Linked DNA regions of Homo sapiens: all the other regions are linked to region 1. The links are chromatin loops, found by intact Hi-C in ENCODE. Cell type or tissue: A673. All regions are shown on one strand. Region 1 overlaps FLRT2 (fibronectin leucine rich transmembrane protein 2). Region 2 overlaps LINC02328 (long intergenic non-protein coding RNA 2328). Region 3 overlaps FLRT2 (fibronectin leucine rich transmembrane protein 2).

Evidence for each region. A loop is a pair of places that touch in the nucleus more often than their neighbours do. Peaks named below come from ENCODE experiments on the same cell type or tissue, not always from the same donor. Only the 100,000 strongest peaks of a DNase experiment are listed, where the experiment ranks them.
Region 2: it touches region 1 in a loop (5-fold over the local background); 10 of 110 quality-filtered maps call a loop at or near these places.
Region 3: a loop joins it to region 1, with 6 times the contacts of the local background. A loop is called at or near these places in 8 of 110 quality-filtered maps.

What each region holds. Positions count from the first base shown.
Region 1 is chr14:85,535,193-85,537,692 of GRCh38, forward strand. The region is part of intron 1 of FLRT2 (fibronectin leucine rich transmembrane protein 2); the gene reads left to right. Among named protein-coding and RNA genes, the nearest start is that of FLRT2-AS1, 4.8 kb to the left of the region's middle. In A673, a CTCF peak has its summit at 1,406; DNase peaks (open chromatin) are centred at 379, 1,459 and 1,789; H3K4me3 peaks cover 2,401 bases; H3K27ac peaks cover 2,420 bases.
Region 2 is chr14:86,055,741-86,058,240 of GRCh38, forward strand. The region is part of intron 1 of LINC02328 (long intergenic non-protein coding RNA 2328); the gene reads left to right. The region is part of intron 2 of LINC02316 (long intergenic non-protein coding RNA 2316); the gene reads right to left. Among named protein-coding and RNA genes, the nearest start is that of LINC02316, 6.0 kb to the right of the region's middle. In A673, a CTCF peak has its summit at 1,517 (motif pointing left); a DNase peak (open chromatin) is centred at 1,501.
Region 3 is chr14:85,607,493-85,609,992 of GRCh38, forward strand. All of the region lies in intron 1 of FLRT2 (fibronectin leucine rich transmembrane protein 2), which reads left to right. Among named protein-coding and RNA genes, the nearest start is that of FLRT2-AS1, 77 kb to the left of the region's middle. In A673, a CTCF peak has its summit at 1,341 (motif pointing left); a DNase peak (open chromatin) is centred at 429; H3K27ac peaks cover 727 bases.

The sequences.
Region 1 (2,500 bases):
TTGGAGCATGTCCACTCGCTCACAGACTTATTGCTAAATTTATTATGTCTAATTTCTCACAACCAAAAGCTAATCTGAAGGCTAGCTTCCATATCGGACCGATATTATCTGTAGACTTAACCGGTATGACCTTAATAAATATCCAATGAAAAGCCCCCCCCCAAAAAAAAAAAACAACAACATTTTGAGGTAAATAGAATGCAGATTGGCATTTGTCCAGGGATATATTAGGTTGTTCAGTGTGAATGTAAAATTTTAGGTCCGTATTTGAAGTGTTAGAACTAGATTCTCACTTGTTTTCATTACTGAACAACATGGGCCAGCTACTTATGACGGGCAAGCCACCAGCCACCATATTAGCAGAGAATCAATCTGTAGGTAATACGCATACCATGAAAAGTTACTTCTTTCTCCACAGCGTTATTGCGTCTGAGAATACTACTTCTCTTCCTCCCCTCCTTGAAAGCCCGAAACAGGATAGGGTTAAACCATTTAGGGATTTTTTAATAATCACTGAAGACAGTGCAACACCATACTGTCATGTTGAGTTGCAAATATCTTTGACTGGAGGAGGTTGGAAGATGAAATTTCAAACATTATTCCATGTCTCTGCCAGTAGAGATACAAGAAATTGTAAAAAGAATTGGGCTAGCTGTACTGTAGCAGAACCTATTACAAACCTAGCATGGAAGGAATGCTGTTTTTTTTTTTTTTTTTTTTTTTTTTTTTGTTGTTGTTGTTGTTGTTGTTGTTTTAAAGCCCATGTCTTAACACTTCAGTAGTTTCATTGCAGTTTTAGAAATTCCAGGGGATGCTTTTAGCAGAAGAAAGTAGATTCCCAAATGACACCATGCTGGGCTACCCTGGAGTCCCCAAAGCAGTCCTGGCTTTTCCTGTATGTTAGGTTTCAGATGATGTGATCATATACGAGTTTGACTTTGACCGGCTGGATCTAATTTGAACCTTCTCTGATGCCCGTTACATTTATATTCTGGCCTGCTGGAGAGTTTGATTTAGGATTTAGACAACTTTATATTTTCCCAGTTTGAAGCTGTGGTTTTAAGAAAGGCTCAAGTATGTACAAGTCCAGAAGCTTTATTCTGTAGAGACCCAGTGTGAACATCTGATCTAGTTTGACTCTTGAGCTTTGTACTTTACAAGGAAGAATTCCTGCTTCTGGGATCTGAAGCGTCTGAAGTTAAAAAACAGCAAGGGTGCCGAGCGGCTTTTGGTTTTGCTCTCTGTTTAGAAGATTCAAAAAAGGTCAAGGTGATGTAATATTTGTATTCAGGTCAGACTTTTCTGGATAATCATCTTTTGATATCTTTAATTTCAATTCGAGTTCCTTTTTCACTAGATTACTTTAATAACTTTGTGATTTCTGCTACAGTGATTCAAATTCAGTCCATTAGTGACCTCTATCTGTGAGAAGTGAATACTCATGGTTTTTTTTTTTTTTCCTTCTCATCAAAGTCTGAAGATGACGTCAGGGTGCTGGGGGTGAATCCCAACAGTTCTGTAGTTCTTTCTGGATATTTCAGTTTACCTAATTTGATTTTTCTAATACAGAGTTCAATATGGATAATGACATTTAATTACAGTAATAAAAATGTTATGGACTAATAGAGAGGCAACTAAATGGTTATTCCATATAGCATTGACAGTGTGATCAACATAAATAAAACACCAGAGCTATCCACTGCCAATGAAGGGATTGTACAGTCAGGCTGACTATTGTTTTGGGACTCACAATGCTGCTGAATGTAAGTGAAATTTTATTGCTCCTAAGTGCTTACATAACAAGGGAAACTTGAGACGAGCTCAAAATATGTATGTGGTAACTAGACTTCATGGTAGCTGTGTGTATATGTCTTTAAATTCTGCTGTGCTTCTACTGTGAACTTATGGTACAGATCAAAGAGTGTGAGAAGAGTATTTATAAACAGATGGTCCTTTTAAGGAGACTTTAAAAATCTGATTCCTAATCCAGGTTTGTCTTGTGAGGGTTTTCAGATAGAAATTTCAATTTTAGCCGATTATTTCAAATGCTAATTGAAGACAAAGTTTACTGAATTTCTTAGGTGGGTGGATACCATTATCTGACATTTTCCAGATGGTTTTTGATCTAGTGGTATTTGGGGATATGGAATTTTTAGGAGGTTTTCTTTCTTTTCCCTTGGGCAATTTTTACACAAAAGACTTTTTTAAGACTAGCTATTATTATTATTAAAGTTAAACAACCATTATCTTACTTCAGACAACTTTCTTACTTTTTCTACTCTCCAAATTGCTTTTGTGCAATTATATCTTTCTTCTAAAACTACATGTCGCGAATTGACGTATCAGTATACTTTTACTCCTTTCAGTAATAAAGGACCTCCAATTACGTATCTGTTTATAGTAAAACACACACACACACACACACAACACACACATACATCAAGAACCATTTTAAGACAGAGATTCTTTTCAAGGTTTGAACTATGTTCCTTTTTTAAAG
Region 2 (2,500 bases), 520 kb after region 1:
GATTGAGGATGGCTCAGTGGTTGGAAGAAGCTTGCACCTAAAACCTCAAGTTGAAAAGAGGTGAGACAGGAAAAGGCTAAGACACAGAGCAATTTATTACGTTTCTATGCCTGTAAACTCCTGGCATAGTGTTACTGGCAAATCAGGCACTTAATAGATGTATGTCAATAGATTGCCACATCAATAGACTCAAGGAATTTGCATATGATAACAAGGTTAAATATTTCATATGACTCATCTGGAAAAATGAAAGATAAAAGATATGATTAAAGTCTACGAGATTTGAGGGATCTGAATTGAGTGAATGCAAATGTCCTCATTAAATGCTTGATTATTAATATGATGAGGCTCGCTTTAAACTTGAAAGAGACAATTGTGAATAAATAAAGGTAATAACACTAATTTTTTTAAAAAAGGTTAATAAACGTTTGGACCTATAATGGAAGAATGAGCTTGAGTGAAAAATTTAATGTAATTCAATTACATAAACATTTGGGGACAATCCCAAGCTCATTTGGGGTTGACATTATGCAACAAAATTATGTGCTCCTAAAAAATTCTTCGACTTTTTCCCTTAAGAACTCCATGATGAAATTCAGCTCATTTTTATCTTGTTTTTTTATTAAAAAATACTTAACTTGTTGTACATAGTGTTTTACTGAGTTACTTTGAGCATTTTCCTCAGATAGAAATGATTTAATTACATATAAAATAACTTATTGACAATCAATGACATTAAGTAGTATTTCATATTTTTACTTAGTATTTTATTTGATTAAAAGTAATTCCTATATATTTTCCCCTTTGATTGCAGACAATAGTGAATTCAGGTTCCAAAATAGCTACAATAGTGATTTATGTATAAATTATATATAGATAATTTAGCACATAAGCCTGTTTGTTTTTGTGCTATTTAATATAAAACTTACTAATAGTTGAATAGTTATGTCATGTTTCCATAAACAATAACTCTTCATTTTTCATTTTTTATTTTACTTTAAGTTCTGGGATATATGTACAGAACATGCAGGTTTGTTACATAGGTATATATGTGCCATGGTGGTTTGCTGCACCCATCAACCCGTCACATCTAGGTTTTGAGCCCCACAAGCATTAGGCATCTGTCCTAATGCTCTCCCTCCCCTTTCCTCCCACCCCCCGACGGGCCCTGGTGTGTGATGTTCCCCTCCCTGTCTCCATGTGTTCTCACTTAAACAGTAACTCTTGATCAAAAGTATTGGACATCTAAATGGTTTTATCCAAATCTGCTTTACAGGAATCCAAGTACTTTTATTAAAAATATTATTAAAATGCAAAAAAATTCAGTTGGCTTAAAACTCCAATTTTTTTGTGGGACTGTCATTCTGTGCCAATATGTGTGAATGGCTTCTATTCTCTAAAAACTATCTACAAAAATAAATTACTGCAAAGGGGGGTTCACTGTCAGTATTTTAGTTGACCTGACAGGACAGCCAATGTCTTCCGCTTTCTAGTGTCAATGCGCCAGCATCCCCTAGTGGGCATTGTTAGAAATAAAACTTAATTCTACTGATAAGAAAGGTGAAGGAGGTTTATTAATGTATTAGGTTTATTTTGTTGGAATTCATTTGCATAATTAAAATAACTTTGCATTTATGAGTGCATATTGTCAATAAAACATTACTCTGGTTGGGATGGTACCAGCTATCATCTATTGCCCTGAAATATTTGTGTATTTAAAAAGTTTACATACGCAGTATTTTTGGATTTATATGTGTGTGTACAAAGTAATTTAAGCTATTCATCATTTATATTTGTTTGAATATTCATAATTTATATTTGCATGTTTGACAAACATTTTTAATTGAGGTTTGTGCTATGTATAGTTACAATTACAGACAGAAGTTTGACTCAACTGGAATTATTGTGGCATTAAAAATAAGCATTGATTTCTATATGAGACTGATTTTATTCAAATCCTAATTTCCCTGGTGATTAGCCTTGTGACCTAGAGAAATTTTTTTACCCCTTTGAAATCTTATTTTCTTCATTCATAAAACAAGGGTAAAAATGTACATACTGACTCAAAATTTTTAGGGAAGGTTTTCCAGAGTCTGGTAACACGTGTGATTAACAACTCATATGTTTAAAACGCATAAACATGTACAGAATTTTAATATTAAACGTTAAGAACAATGTAAAAAAGCTAAGGAATTCTTTTTTTCTTTTTTCTTTTTGTTTTCTTTCTTTCTTTTTTTTTTTTTTTTGAGACAAAGTTTCACTCTTGTTGCCCAGGCTGGACTGCAATGGCGTGATCTCGGCTCACTGCAACCTCCACCTCCTGGGTTCAAGCAATTATCTTGCCTCAGTTTCCTGAGTAGCTGGGATTACAGGCACCCACCACCACGCCCAGCTAAGGTTTTCGTATTTTAAGTAGAGAGGGGGTTGGCCAGGTTGGTCTTGAACTCCTGACTTCAGTTGATCCACCCTCCTCGGCCTCCTAAGTGCTGAGATTACAGGC
Region 3 (2,500 bases), 72 kb after region 1:
GGATTCTTGCAACAGCTAGGGGTGGGATCACAGCACCAGGGAAAAGAAAGTTTTCGGCTCCAGGAAGAAATGTTTTTGGGGAGGCCTGGAAGCTGAGATTGAATTCAGTGTGAATGTCCAGAAGAAGGACTTGCCTTCAGTTTACAAACAAGTTTTTGCTTTGCAGTCCTTCTATGAGAGTTGGTTGTAAGTGAGCTGTTTCTTAATCACCTTGTGTTGTAATTAGTTGTGGCATGCTTGTCTTATGTATTATGCATTTTATGTGCTTTCTACTGTATTAAGAAATCAAGCGTCTCTGTATGAGTCAGCTCATACTGCCCGAACAAAGTACCACAGACTGCACAGACTGGATGACTTGAACAACAGAAATGTATTTTCTCACAATTCTGGTGGCTAGGAGTTCAAGCTGTCGGCAGGGCTGGTTTCTTCCTAGGCTTTTCTCCTCAGATTGTATTAATAGATAGCCATCTTCTCTTCTCTTGGGTCCTCACATGGTCTTCCCTCTGTGTATGTCTGTTTCCTAATCTCCTCTTCCTGTACAGACACCAGTCATATTGGATTAGGCCCCACCTTAATTACTTTATTTTAACTCGATGCTCCCCTTAAAGACTCTGTCTCCAAATATAGTCACATTCTGAGATACTGGGGGTTAGGACTTCAACATATGAGTTTTGGGTGGGAACAGTTTAGTCCATTAACAGTCCACTGCCTCTCATGTGTTTGCTTGATAAATGATTTTTTTTTTTTTCTTTTTTGAGACAGAGTCTCACTCTGTTGCCCAGGCTGGAGTGCAGTGGTGTTATCTCGGCTCACTGCAGCCTCCACCTCCCGGGTTCAAGCAATTCTTCTGCCTCAGCCTTCCAAGCAGCTGGGATTGCAAGAGCGAGCCTGCCACCATGCCTGGCTAAATTTTGTATTTTTAGTAGAGACTGGGTTTCGCCATTTTGACCAGGCTGGTCTTGAACTCCTGACCTCTAGTGATCCACCCGCCTCGGCTTCCCAAAGTGCTAGGATTACAGGCATGAGCCACCTTGCCCAGCTGATAAATGATTATTGAATAAGTGAATGAACAGATGAATGGATGGATGGATTTTTATTTAATTGTGGTAAATCTGTTGAATTAGTAACTCTAGCAATATTCGTGAGTTAAGTCATAATGTTTCTTAAAGTTTTTGTGTTTCTTCCACCCTGAAGATATGCTTAACAGATGACATTCTTCAGCAATGTTTCTATTTATTCAGGAAGTATGCACGACCCTTCTCTTCTTGGAGGCAGGTCTGCTCGTCATGTGAAGAGCCACTGCCCTCAACAGGCCCACGCAAACATTTGCCAGCGTCCTGAGCAAGAACATGGGGAGAGGCCTGCTTTAGATCTAATTGTTCAAAAGCTACAAATCTCATTAGCAAGTTGTTTAAAAAGTGTAGGCACTTTGCCTATTGTGACCCATCTGGCTTCCAGAATATCCTGGAAGGCCAGGCAGATTTGACCTTAGAATTCTCAAACTCTACCAAATACAGAACAGAAAGTGGCAGTGCAGGGATAACTGGTCCAAAGTCTCTTCCTTTCCCACTGAGGTTCCGTCCTGAAACCCAAGAGGCTTTGCACACAGACACCCCAGCTCTGCACTCCTCCTTCCCAATCCGAACAAGCTTAGAAGTGTCATAACCTCAGGAGGACAGACCCAGTGGAGAGGTCCTCCAGGGCCCTGTGAGAAAGTTGGAGCCAGGAAATTCTGGAATCTGGGCACCCAAGATGGAACCTAGAAGGAGCAATACAGGCTTTGGATGGTCATATCCCTTTGACCCTGTGCGTTCCTTACCCTGATAGGAGGGGTGTTGGTTGTAGGTCTAAGGTTGGTACTGTGGTCAATTTCAGCTTTTTCAGGAACTCTCACTGGTTTTGAGATTATTCCCATATTCTGAATTCCCTGCAGAATGGTCAAGAGAGTTGGGGAGATAGAACATTTGGAGAAAACACTAGAGTCAGAGCGTAGCCACCTGCAAAGGTAGTTAATGGAGGTGGCTGTTTCACCGGGAATTTGTTTCATTTAGTCTTGACCTCTTGACCCTGAATACCTAGTTTCTGCACCTGTGAGTCCCCCCAAAAGACAAAGTAACTCCGTTAGGAGACTTGGTTCTAGAAACATATGAGCATATTTCAGGAAGAACCAGAGCATGAGTGGGCACCTGCACGCCTTAAATGGGGCCTGCCCTCTGCAGTGAGCCATGAGCTGGGGGAGCAGCCCCGCACCTCTATTCTCAGGTGAGACAGGGTCACCTCTCGTGAGTCACACAGCCCAGGCAGCCTTCTAGAAACGTGTCAAACTCTATTGCACTAGTAACTTTTTTATTGCTAGGGTCACTAAAAGCCACTTTTTCAAATTATCGGAGGTTGTTTGCCAGGCTGTGCACAGAACTTCAGAAGAAGGAAAAAAGCCAATGGTTTTCTTCACCACACATAGAATAATTTATAGGTAGGGACCAATTTACTTGCTAGGGAA